Linked DNA regions of Homo sapiens: region 2 is linked to region 1. The links are chromatin contacts, found by Hi-C or POLR2A ChIA-PET in ENCODE. All regions are on one chromosome and are shown on one strand. Each heading gives the region's core, a stretch centred on a gene start or an enhancer-like site at or near the end of the contact. The rest is flanking DNA. Distances are from core to core; before and after follow the strand shown. Region 1 overlaps TOM1L2 (target of myb1 like 2 membrane trafficking protein). Region 2 overlaps RAI1 (retinoic acid induced 1).

Region 1 (5,931 bases), core at 1,951-4,450:
CCGTATGTGTGTAGTAGAGAGCATACCTGCATGCCAGGCGCCGCATGGGAAACTCACAGCAGCCTGGTGAGGTTAGTGCCACCTTTCTGTAGGTGAGGAAACGAAGGCTCAGAGAGGCTCAGGTCCGGCTCTGGATGTTGCTGCTGAGTCTTCCAGGGCTCCCTCCAGTGTCCTGTGCAGTTCTTGACCTCTGTCCAGCGTTATTTGGTCTCTTGTCACTGAGTGATGGGACCAGTAGCCACCTCTATGCAGATTCTTCTATGATATTTCACTGTGGGCAAGGAAGGTCCCTGTGGTTTCTGCAGATCCTTCGAGGGGGTTGAGGGAGTGAAGGGGCAGATCTGAGGCACAGGACTGAGGGCAAGGGGAGAAAGTGTATGATGTCTCTGTTGCTGGAGAGGAGCCTTGGGCCTTGGCCCAGGTCCAGGCTTTGGGATCGCTGATGGGCAACTTGGGTATTTTTCAAGGGGCTGTGTTACCATGTAGGGAGCTGGGTGGGGAAGGTGTCTCCCCTGTCGTCTTCCCCTGTTCTCTCATTCTTGCCGCAGCAGAAAAGTGCTATTGACACTGCCCAGCCTCTCAGAGGGATCCTAGTGTTTAGATGTAAAACTCCTAGGAGCAGAGTCTATAACTCAGAGCTTTGTAGAATAGGATCTCAGCTCTGAAGGGATCTCAGAGCTCCTGCCCTCCTGCACTTGGATTTTAAAGAGCAGGAACGGAAGCCCTGAGAGGTTCAGCTTCTACTCAAGTTCCCGTGGTGGGAGAGCCGAGACGGAGAGCCAGCTTGGTGCACTCCTGACACGGAGCCCTTCACTACGTGGTACTGCTTTCGTGTCACAGTCAGAGAGGCACAACAGACTGTTGGTGGCAGGGCCCATTCAGCTCTCTCAGAGCTGACAGGCAGGCCAGAGGGAGATGAGAAGGTGGCCTCTGCAGTGTGCACTCAGAAAGGCAACCCAGATCTCCCAGTGAGAAGGATTGTCACTAGACTAGGAGCAAGCTGATTCTGATATTGCAAGTGCAGGCTGACTGACCTTTCCTTCCTGCTTTCCTTCCTCGTGGCCCCCACCAGATTGCCAGGCTGCGGAGTGAACTGGACGTCGTTCGAGGAAACACAAAAGTCATGTCTGAGATGTTAACAGAAATGGTCCCTGGACAGGAGGATTCATCTGATCTGGAGTTGCTGCAGGTGAGTCATCTTTCAGAAGCACTTGGCCTGTGGTGGCAGCTCTTCCACCGTACACTGTTGGAGGATCCCACCCGGGGACACAGCGGCAAGGCGGGACAGGTCCAGTGGCCCTGTTGTTGATAGTCCATGTGAGCACACATGCAGCCTCACGTTGCCTACGGACAGGCAGAGGCCAGTACCACTGTCTGTCTTTTTTATTTTCCTTAATAACATTTTTTTCCTGATTATAAAATGCCAGTTGTAGAATACATGCTCACAGAAAGAAAAAGAAAGCACAGAAAAGAAAATAACTTTCTTTGACCCAAGCATCTGTAAATAACCACTGTAGGTGCTTTGATGTATTTTCTTTCTGACTTTTTTGTAGGTTTATTTTAAATGTAGTTGAGCTTGTACTATTTCTGTATTTTGGTCCCTCAACATCACATTTTGCAGGAGGGCCTGTTCAACCTTGACTGTGCACAGGAGCCCTTGTAGTGGCACCTCACCCCCAAGGTGTCCTGAGACTGAGATGAAGTGTGATGCTCCCATGCTTTTCCCTAACACTGAGGATTCCCAGGCATATTGTGGTTTGCCATTGCAAACTGGCCTCCCCGCCTCTGGACAGCCCATGGATCTGGGGGCATGGCAGAATGGGGTCCAGGAGTGGGCGGCCTGCAGTCTACCCCTGAAACCAGGGTCAAGGCCCCCACCTCAGGCCTGTTTCCCAGGGCAGCCAGGTCCAGAGCCAGTGCCCAGATCTCCACCACACCCAGCCTCAGATGACCCTGGCATTTGCAGAAAATGTCAGTGGTACTGCCCTTAGAAGCAGTGACCTTCTGGAGGGTGGAAGAAGGATGCTGTGAACTGCAAGGCCCCACACACTTTTCAATGGGAGGCAAGATGCTTGAGGGAACAGGTCAGGAGCCAGACTGATTTAGCAACCTGGCATGAGTTTCTCATGATACACCTGCTGCTGCTGCTGATACTGCCATTTGTGTCTGGCCCTCCGTTGTCAGTCTTGGTCCCCAAGTGCTACACCTTCTACCCTGCTGCTGGCACATGCTTGCCGCCTGTGAAGGCCCTGTCCTGGTCCCAAGTTGCTGCTTATTGTGCCCCCTTCCTACTCCAAAGCCATCGGCTCTTATGGGGGTGAGGGTGGGTGGAGACCTGTTCCAGGCCTGACACAAAACACAGTCCTAGGGGCACAGAGGTGCATGAGCTGTGGTCCCTGGAGCTTGCAGCTTTTTGCAGGAAATAGACCGGGAAACAACTTGTCTCCATGTAACTACACCAGCCTGCTCTTGAAGCTGAGAAAAGTACCCTTGGCCCAGCCCCAGTGAGGAGTCCTGAGTGGCCTCTCCCTAGTTCCCAGACCTCACTCCTGACACACCTGCATCAGCCCAGGCTTGCCTCAGCTCAGCAGATCCAGCTGAATATGTGCCACACTCCAGGGGACCTGGCTTCCCTTGAATGCATTGTCATTGGCCTCCATTCCTAGCCTGCAGGAAGGTTCGGCCAGGCGTTACCCAGATGCACAGGATTCTGAGGTCAGTCCAGAAACTGAGAAGGCCTCTTGAGGCAGCTTTGTGCTGTGTCAGCGTCGGAATTCCTGCTGACAGGGGGGATTTGCTCTGGATAGAGCCGTGCTCCTGGCAGCAGGGGGTGTGTTGAACAAAGCCAAGATGCTTCCAGACAGCCAGAGCAGACCCAGACAGCAGGAATACTTCGTGTTTTGGGGGGAGAGGGGGTTTGGGATTTTTTTTTTTTTTTAAACAAGCCCATCAGCCAAGACAAACAGAACCTAATCTCCTGGCGTCAGCTCACAGCTTTCAAAAATAGGTTGCTTCCCATGACGTTTTCCTTCCCTCTGTTTTGTTCCAACTCCAAGCCTCCCAGCCCTCACTGCTATCTTATAAATCAAATAGAAAAGGAATGACTCTCGGTGCCAGTGGGAGGCTGTCCTTCCAGCAACAGCAGATTCAGGAGCTGGGCAGCACTGTGGACAGCCGTGAACAGACACAGCCGTCCTGGCTGGTTGGCTGCACGCCTCCGCCATTGCCGACATCTTCCCACCCCTTCTTCCCCTGGCAGTCAAAAGCCAGCAGGCAGGGTCTCCCAAGGGTCAGAGCCACACTGAACAGCCAACCTTCCATGTGGAGAAATACCACTGTCTGCTTAGAAAGTGCTGGAATCAGAATGTGTCCCCAGGACCCTCCATCAAGCTGGAGGGCAGCCAGAGTGCTCGGGGCAGAGAATACAGAGCTGAGAGTGCTGGCTAGGCCATGGAAACAACCCAGATGTTCCCACCAACAGAAGCTGCTCCCAGTTCAAGTATAAATTCCTGGGGTAGGAGGTGGGGGGAATAGGAAGAGAGATAATTGGTGGTGTCAGCCCTAGGATGATCATAACTGTGGGCAGGTTATGTCCCGGTTGCCTCCTGCACATCGCAAAGCACTTTTGGGTGTAGCTTCCCATAGTGAAGCAAGAGCAGCAGGGAAGCTTGGCAGTGTGAGCTGTTTGCCTGCAGACTCATGGGTATGTGGCTGTATTTGAGGAGAGGCTGAGGCCACTCTAGCACCCTGTGCTGTCAGCGTAGCTGGAGCGCCTGAGGAGAAGGAAGGAAGGGTGCCCAGAGTGAACACAGCAACTCCTCCTCTTGAGCTATGCGTCAAATCCTCCACTCTCTGAGTTGGGAGAGACCTTCCAGGAAGTTGGTTCAGTTCTACACCTGTGTTCAGATTTCTTCCACAGCATCTTATCTGTTGGGTCTTTCTGCGTGTCCCCAGTGACAGGCTGTTCACAGCAGCCCTCTTGCTTTCAAATGGACATCTTGGTTAGACTTCGGGCAGCAGCACAGCAGGCATACAAATTACACAGGCCTATGAATTAATGCCTCCCCATCCTTGCCCTCCCACTGATGAGCTGGGCGATGCCAGGTAAGTCACCAGCCGTCTCCAGGCCCCCTTCTCCTCTCTAGACTGGAGTGATCACTTGCACCTTGGCAGTGCCTGGCGCAGGGCTGGGCTTAGGCAAGGCCTCACAAATCCTAGCTTTCGTGACTATTGTTAGAAAGCCCTTTCACACATTGATCTAAGGTGTGGCTCCCTATAACTTTGATCCTGGTCTGTCTTCTTAGACACTAGAACAAGACTAATTCCTCTTTCACATGGGTAGATCCTTAAATATTTGAAGATTGCCATAAGCCCCACCCACTGCACAGTCTCCACATGGAACAAATGTGGCATTTGGCAGCATTTGGCAGCCCACCACAGGGAGGGATAGGCAGTTCTTCACAAGAAGCAGACATAAAATGGAGAGCTTCCATCAGCTGAAAACCCTGCTGCGTCACTTCTCATCTGGTGGTTAAGCCTATCTTTGTCATCCTGTTCAAGGAACCTTAGGTCTGGGCCCGAAATTCAAGACACTGCATCTGTCCCTGCTAAAGTGCATGCCCTTACCTGCAGAAAGCCTGAGTTTGGCTTTCTGGGATCTTTAAAGATTGCGATTATGTCATCCAGTGTCCTCTGTCTCTCCCAATTTAGCCTTTTGAGCTTTGTCTTCAATGAATAACTTTTAATTAATACAATGATGCCAAAAATATATGTTCTTCTGTGGCCGTTCATCAGCATAAGATAATAACAGAGGCCTCCTCGTTTCTCCAAGTAGCAGATGGTGTATCTCCTCTTGCTTCTTGCGTCTCATTTCAACAAAGACAGAACGGCCAAGGCCATTTTCTCTAGAGAAATCTAGTTTATTCTACATGTTTAGCTTCATTATTCCCCTTTCTCATCAACAAAGACTTTTTTCTCCCTCCCATCTTTGCAGCAACAGAAAACAGATCTTCAGGACCTTATTCCGTGTTCCTTCAAACTTGTGGAGGGCTCAGAGGAAATCCATAAAGATGATTAAAAGACTGTTGCGTGAGGTAGAGATGAGAATGTCCCTTGAAGAAAAGATAAAGGCATTGGGATTAATTAGATAGAAAAAAGAGGATATTTACCAAGGTGTTCTAATAGTTGGAGGGCTTTTGTACAAGTGACCAGCTGTTCTTCCCTCTGTTGAGGACCAGAAATGGGAGAAGGCCAAAGCTGAAGTCGTCAGCGTTTAGGAAATTCCTGTCCTGGCTGTTGCACAGTGGAAAGGGTGACCTGAGCAAGCAGTAGGCTCTTGGGTGTCTTAGGCCCAAAGAGAATCACACTTTGAGTGATTTGGAGGTGGAGGAAGCAGAGGAAAGTCTCCCAAGTGAGCCTGCTGAGGGTCTGGCTGTGATGACACCACAGAGGACATGCAGGTGGCCGGCTGGCACTGTGGTAGCAAAAGTCTTTAACATCTGGCCCTCCTTTCACCTTCTCACCTTCTGTCCTTTTTTTTTTTTTTTCTTTTTTTCTTTTTGAGAAGGAGTCTCGCTTTGTCACCCAGGCTGGAGTGCAATGCCATGATCTTGGCTTACTGAACCTCTGCCTCCTGGGTTCAAGTGATTCTCCTGCTTCAGCCTCCCGAGTAGCTGGGATTACAGGCACCTGCCATCATGCCTGGCTAATTTTTGTATTTTTAGTAGAGATGGGGTTTCACCATGTTGGCCAGTCTGGTCTTGAACTCGTGACCTCAAGTGATCCACCAACCTCGGCCTCTCAAAGTGCTGAGATTACAGGTGTGAGCCACCACGCATGGCCTTTTCTTCCTTTTTGAGACAGGTGTAAAAGACTGAAGCCAAGAGATGGTAAAGCTTTCTCTGTGCAGAGACCCCTGGAAATCCCTGATGT
Region 2 (5,931 bases), core at 2,505-5,004, 170 kb after region 1:
AGGCGAGTGGTGCAGAGTGTGTGTGTGAGGGTGTGAGAAGAGTGTGGGTGTCCAAGGGTTGACCACCCATGGTGGGCAGGTGAGCATGTCCGTGTACTGTGAATGAGCGTGAGGTGCGCCGCCACAGGGCTAGCATCTAGGAATGTGCGCACGCCTGTCTGCTGTGCAGGTTTCCTCCTGAAGCACCAGCTCTTGGAACTGCCTCCTCCTGGGTGCTCATTCTATCTGGCTCCATGAAAAACAGGTTTCCAAGATTCTGGAAGCTGCACCCCAGGCCCGCACGGAGCTGATCTGGGGGCCCCTTAAGGTTCAGAGGAAAGCTCCAGGCCCCGGCACAGACAGTGGCCCTGCTACATCACTTTGGACCTAGTGCTGGGGTTCCCCCTCCCCGAGGCCCAGCAGCTCCTTGGCCCAGAGAAGGGAGCTCAGGACCAGAATGAGGCCAGGGGCCTGGGGGCAGACCCAGGGAAGGGAAGGAAAGAGACCTAGTGGGCAGCTGCCCAGGCTGGAACTGCAAATGCCCCACTGTGACATGTATTTTGGGGCAGCTGTGGAGAGGGTCAGCTTCCAGCCAGGACTGACTGTGGTCAACCCAGCAGGGAGGCCGAGGCAGGCAGGGGCCTTGGGAGCCTGGAGGGGTGGAGAAGAGAGTCGGGGTAGGAGTATTTGGGGGCCAGCAAAGGGCTTTTCTGAGTAGAGGTGAGACCAAAGAAGAGAGACTGAGAGGAGCCCGCCTGAGTATCGCCCCTTGATACGGCAAACAGCAGACAGCAAACAGCAAAGCCGCATGGCCAGAGCCCAGCCAGCTCCAGCTCTGCTCTCCCTAGGTACTCTCAGCCTCACAGCCTCCTCCTGTGGACACAGATGCTACGCCCTCCTTGGGGTCTCTCAGCACAGTGCCCGGCACACTAGGCCCTCCATCAGTCATCATTGTCATAATGATGGTCCCCGGGTGGCTGCTGGAGCATATGGGAAAAATCCCAGGCCGGGAGCCTGGAATGGGCTCCTCTCCTTCCCTTCCACTCTCTGGGCCTCAGTCTTCCCATCTGTAAAGCGGCATGTCCTGGCCCACTCTGCAACTGAGGATAGGAAAGGCCCGTGGTGGACTGACGAACTGTTCCCTTTGTGCCTGGAGCAGGGGTGGCAGGAGCACGGGACACAGGGTTCAACTCCAAACCCTGGCAGCTGTGAAGCTGGAATGTTTTGGTTGTTTCCGGATGAACTGCAGCATTTGAGCACAAAAGGAGGATGGGTCAGTTATGGTGTCCACTTATGGTGCCCAGCCTGTGACTGGGACCACAGTCTTCTAACTTCTGGACCATTGCTCTGTCCCCCTCACCTTGTCCAGAGGCCCTCAGTCGCTAGAAAGAGAGTGAGCTGCCAGGAGTCACAGGAGGTGTACAAGGAGGGATGTGAAAAAGTAACCCACTCACTCACTGAGTCAAGATGCAACCCAGGGGACCCCTAAGATTCCATGATTCTAGAATGGAGTCCCTAGCCAGGCACTCTAGCACACACCTGTAGTTCCAGCTACTCAGGAAGCTAAGGTAGGAGGATTGCTTGAGCCTAGGACTTTGAATCCAGATTGGGCAACATAGTGAGACTCTGTCTCTAAGGGAAAAAAATGTACATATATATATATGTGTGTGTGTGTGTGTATATATATATATGAGAAGAGAGGACAGGAAGGTGCAAAAGCCAATTCCTTGCTCATTCAATCTAGGCTGATTAGCACAAGTATTGTTGGAGAAAAAAGGGCTTGCTAAGCAACCAGCTTCTCAGAGTTCATCAAGGGGGTCTCCTCCTGGGGAGGGGGCCTGCCTCCCCTCCTGCTGCCACCTCAGGGTCAATATACACTTGGAGAGGACCCAGAAAAATGGCACAGGCTGAAGCACCATCAGAGGGTGGCAGCAGGAGGAAGGAGGAGGAGCAAGGCAGAGGCAGAGACCTGAGAGGCCTGGGGTGCCCATTAACCCATTCCTTGGAGATGGTGGGTGGGGTCAGCTTGGTCGATGTGGCTGCAGCTTCTGAGGTCTGCCAGAGCCTCCAGGAGCCTTCTACTCCCCTTCAAGCTCTGTCTGGCCCCCTCAACTCCTGAGGGAGCCTGTGAGATAGTAAGTCAGCTTGGAGCCTGCCTCTTGCAGTCTCCAGCTCACTCAGAATGAAAGCTAGAGTCTGGCCTGCACGGTGGCTCACACCTATGATCCCAGCACTTTGGGAAGCTGAGGCAGGTGGATTGCCTGAGCTTAGGAGTTTGAGACCAGCCTGGGCAACATGGCAAAAACCCGTCTCTACCAAAAATACAAAAAATTAGTAGGGCATGGTGGCACGCATCTGTGGTCCCAGCTACTCAGGAGGCTGAGGTGGGAGGACCACTAGAGCCTGGGAGGTGGAGGTTGCAGTGAGCTGAGATCATGCCACTGCACTCCAACCTGGGTGACAGAGTGAGACCCTGTCTCAAATAAACAAACAGTCTTCCAGGAACCCTCTCCCCTCTCTCAGTCCCCTCCAGCCACAGTGGCTCCCCTGCTGTTCTTGCAACATGGAAACACGTTCCTGCCTCAGGACCTTTGCACTGCTATTCCCTCTGCCTGCAATGCCCTTCCCTTTGACATTGCAAGGTTCACTGACCTCCCTCGAGTCTTTGCTCACCTGTCACCTTCTCAGGGAGGCCTTTCCTGGCACTCCAATTTAAAACTGCACGCATCTCCCCCATCCCTGAGCCCCTTCCCCACCTACTTTTTTTTCTCACTACATCTATCTTCTTTTTAAAAGTATTTAGTTATTTTCAGAGACAAGGTCTTGCTATGTTACCCAGGCTGGATTCAAACTCCGGGGCTCAAGCGATCTTCCCACCTCAGCCTCCTGAGTAGCTGAGAATACAGGTACACACCACCATGCCCAGCTAATTTATGTATTTTTTGTAGAGGCGGGGTTCTGCTATGTAGCCCAGGCTGGCCTCGAACTCCTGAACTCAAGCGATCTGCCTGCCTCAGCCTCCTGAGTAGCTTAGGACTAAGGAGCATGCCCCAGATTGCTCGTCATTAGCTGCCTGTCTCCCACTAAGACAGGAAGGAGCTCACCAGGGCAGAGATCGCTGTCTGTCTGCTCACCCATGGGCACCTAGGGCAGAGCCCAGCTCACAGTAGGATCTCAATAACTGTGTTTCAAATGCATGGATTAAAACATTCCTGTTACACAAGACCAGCATTCCAATGGTGGAATCTTTAAAAACTTTTCCCCTGTGGGAGTTTCAATTCTTTTTTTCCCCTGAGCCCACACAGAGAAGAAATGTGTGCTTCCCGGCTCCCAGGGCAGGCCCCACCCTCAAACCAATGGTTTGTCTATGGGCAGGAGGGGTGATTCTCACTTCAATGTCCTGTCCATTCACCACCCTACATCCTGGACATCTCCCCTGGATGCCGCTCGGGTGCCCCAACTCTACTCTGATCCCTCAAACTTTCCCCGTCACTGCACAGGGCCACCCCCATCCAGTCCCCGGCTCCCTCTGGCTGCTGGTGCAGCTCACAACCACTGGCCATCCAGCCCTGGGCTTTCCCTGGCCCTGCTCTTCCTCTTCAGACCCATGCCAGCCCTTGTCCACCTGGATCCTTGGCCCAGCTGCCTACCTGGTCTTCCTCCCTTCAGCAGCTGGCCTCTTGTTTCACCTATGCATGCCCTCTCATCATTCAGTGCAGAGCACTGCACACCCCATGACCCAGGGACCAAAGTCCCCCTCCAGCTTGGCCACTACACGGTCCCATCCCTGCTGGCCGGACCCAACTGCCTAGTGCTTCCTGTTACCTGTAGGCCTTTCTCCAGCAGACCCACTCCCCCAAGTGCCATTCCTTCCCTCGCCCCAGCTCTGCAAATCTGACGCCCCACCCCAAGCATCCCATAGGGCTGCTGACCTCTGGGCAAGCACCGTGGCTCTGCAGAATGATCCATAGCTCCCTGCTGGCCTGTGCGCTACCTCAGGGCCTATGAAACAGGTGGTCAAGTGGCGTTTGGTTTTTGTTGCCTTTTTTTTTTTTTTTTTTTTTTTTTGAGACAGAGTCTCGCTCTGTTGCCAGGCTGGAGTGCAGTGGTGCGATCTCAACTCACTGCAACTTCTGCCTCCCGGATTCAGGAGATTCTCCTGCCTCAGCCTCCCGAGTAGCTGGGACTACAGGCACGCGCCACCATGCCCAGCTAATTTTTGTATTTTTAGTAGAGAGGGGGTTTCACCATGTTGGCCAGGATGGTCTCCATCTCTTGACCTCGTGATCTGCCCACCTCGGCCTCTCAAAGTGCTGGGATTACAGGCGTGAGCCACCGTGCCCAGCCTTTTTGTTTGTTTTTTGAGAGAGGGAGTCTTGCACTGTCGCCCAGGCCAGAGTAGAGTGGTGCGATCTCAGCTCACTGCAACCTCTGCCCGCTGGGTATAAGCGATTCTCCTGCCTCAGCCTTGCAAGTAGCTGGGACTGCAAGTGTGTGCTACCACACCTGGCTCGTTTTTGTTTTTGTTTTTGTTTTTGTTTTTTGAGACGGAGTTTCGTTCTTGTTGCCCAGGCTGGAGTGCAATGGCACGATCTCAGCTCACCGAATTTTTGTATTTTTTAGTAGAGATGGGGTTTCACTATATGATGGCCAGGCTGGTCTCAAACTCCTGACCTCAGGTGATCTGCCTGCCTTGGGCTCCCAGAGTGCTCGGATTACAGGCGTGACCCACTGCACCCAGCCAAGAAATGTTTTTGAAGGAATAAATGATGTAAAGAAATTGGTGATAAAGCAAACAAATGAGTGAGAAAATGAGTCAAACAATTATAGAAACAGATTGGTAATAAAGTTCTATTTTTTGACGGGTCTCCTCCATGGCTGTTGTTCTCCTGGATGGACCCCTGGCCGGGGGACAGGCTTGAGTGATGATGATGATGATGATGAAGAATCAGTCAGGATGTGCTAGCCATGTTGCTGTAACAAAACTCTCAAATCTCAAGGGCTCACAACAACAAAAGTTGGTTTATCCTTCACACTACCATCCACTGGGGTAGCAGGGAGGCTCCCTCTCACTGAGCAGTTGCCACCTTGACTTTGGTCTACCAGAGGAAAGTGAGTTCTGTGGATCCTCATGGCCATGAAAGGCTCTGGCCTAGAAGGGACATGTCACTTCTGCTCACACCTCACGGGCCATAACTGGTCACATGACCCTCCCCCGGCCCCCCCACCCAAAAACCACCAGGAAGCACAATTTCCCCACGGGCTTGGGAGGGTGGGGAACTGGAAACTTTGGCCAACATCTCTAAGGACATCTCAAACACCACCACCAATAACAACACAAGCAGCAGAGGCCACGTATTAGCTCCTCCCATGCCCTGGACACCAGGCGAAGGACCTGAAGTGGGAGTTTCACTTACTACTCATGGTAACGTCCTGATGTCAGGACTATGCATATCCTGCGTTCCAGATGAGAGTTAAAGGCTACACAGAAAAGGGACTCACCAAGGTCACAGAGCTCATGAGGATGGAGTTGAGATCGGAACTCCTGTCTGTGTGTGCCAGGCCTTTACACACCCCACTGCCCGGCACGGGTGCCTGGGGAGGCTGGCTGGTGGTTAAGGACTGCCCTGGGGAGACAAAGAGCCCCCCACATGGAGGGCCATTCTGACCACCCCACCACAAAGAGCCCCCTCACACTGCCATGTTGTCCACTTTCAGGCGTCCAATGCTAGAACCCCTGGAGATGATGTGGCCAGTCCCAGATTCTGCTGAGAAAGAGACAGGCCCAGAGGGAGCAGTGCTGGAGCCAAGGTCACACCTTGTGCAGGGCTGAAACGAGACTTCAAGTCTTTGTCCACCATGGTCTGAGTGTCCCCAGCTGCCTCAACAGCACTGGGTGTCCAGGGACAGCCTCTGCCTCAGGAAGGCCCCTCAGAAGCAAGGGTGAGCACA

What was found. Hi-C counts contacts between places; a loop is a spot of excess contacts on that map. ChIA-PET counts read pairs that join two places held with the same protein, here RNA polymerase II (POLR2A). Pooled maps may share reads with other maps.
Region 2: POLR2A ChIA-PET joins it to region 1 with 14 read pairs in endothelial cell of umbilical vein. The contact joins two enhancer-like sites. A Hi-C loop is called at or near these places in 6 of 50 pooled maps. POLR2A ChIA-PET finds 5 or more read pairs at or near these places in 5 of 52 experiments (AG04450, GM12878, HCT116 and 2 more).

Annotation. Positions count from the first base shown.
Region 1 is chr17:17,874,885-17,880,815 of GRCh38, reverse strand. TOM1L2 (target of myb1 like 2 membrane trafficking protein) reads left to right here. Exons shown (of 15, transcript NM_001082968.2): 7 at 1,073-1,189. Among named protein-coding and RNA genes, the nearest start is that of SREBF1, 41 kb to the right of the region's middle. RefSeq lists enhancers at 2,796-3,517, 3,878-5,077. Within about 2 kb of position 3,200, at least 27 of the 41 ENCODE cell types and tissues checked have a DNase peak (open chromatin) inside an H3K27ac peak, as active enhancers do.
Region 2 is chr17:17,704,139-17,710,069 of GRCh38, reverse strand. The region is part of intron 1 of RAI1 (retinoic acid induced 1); the gene reads right to left. It overlaps LOC124903943 (a long non-coding RNA gene), which reads left to right. Exons shown (of 2, transcript XR_007065650.1): 2 at 1-5,931. Among named protein-coding and RNA genes, the nearest start is that of RAI1, 26 kb to the right of the region's middle. RefSeq lists a silencer at 3,601-3,895. Within about 2 kb of position 3,754, at least 2 of the 41 ENCODE cell types and tissues checked have a DNase peak (open chromatin) inside an H3K27ac peak, as active enhancers do.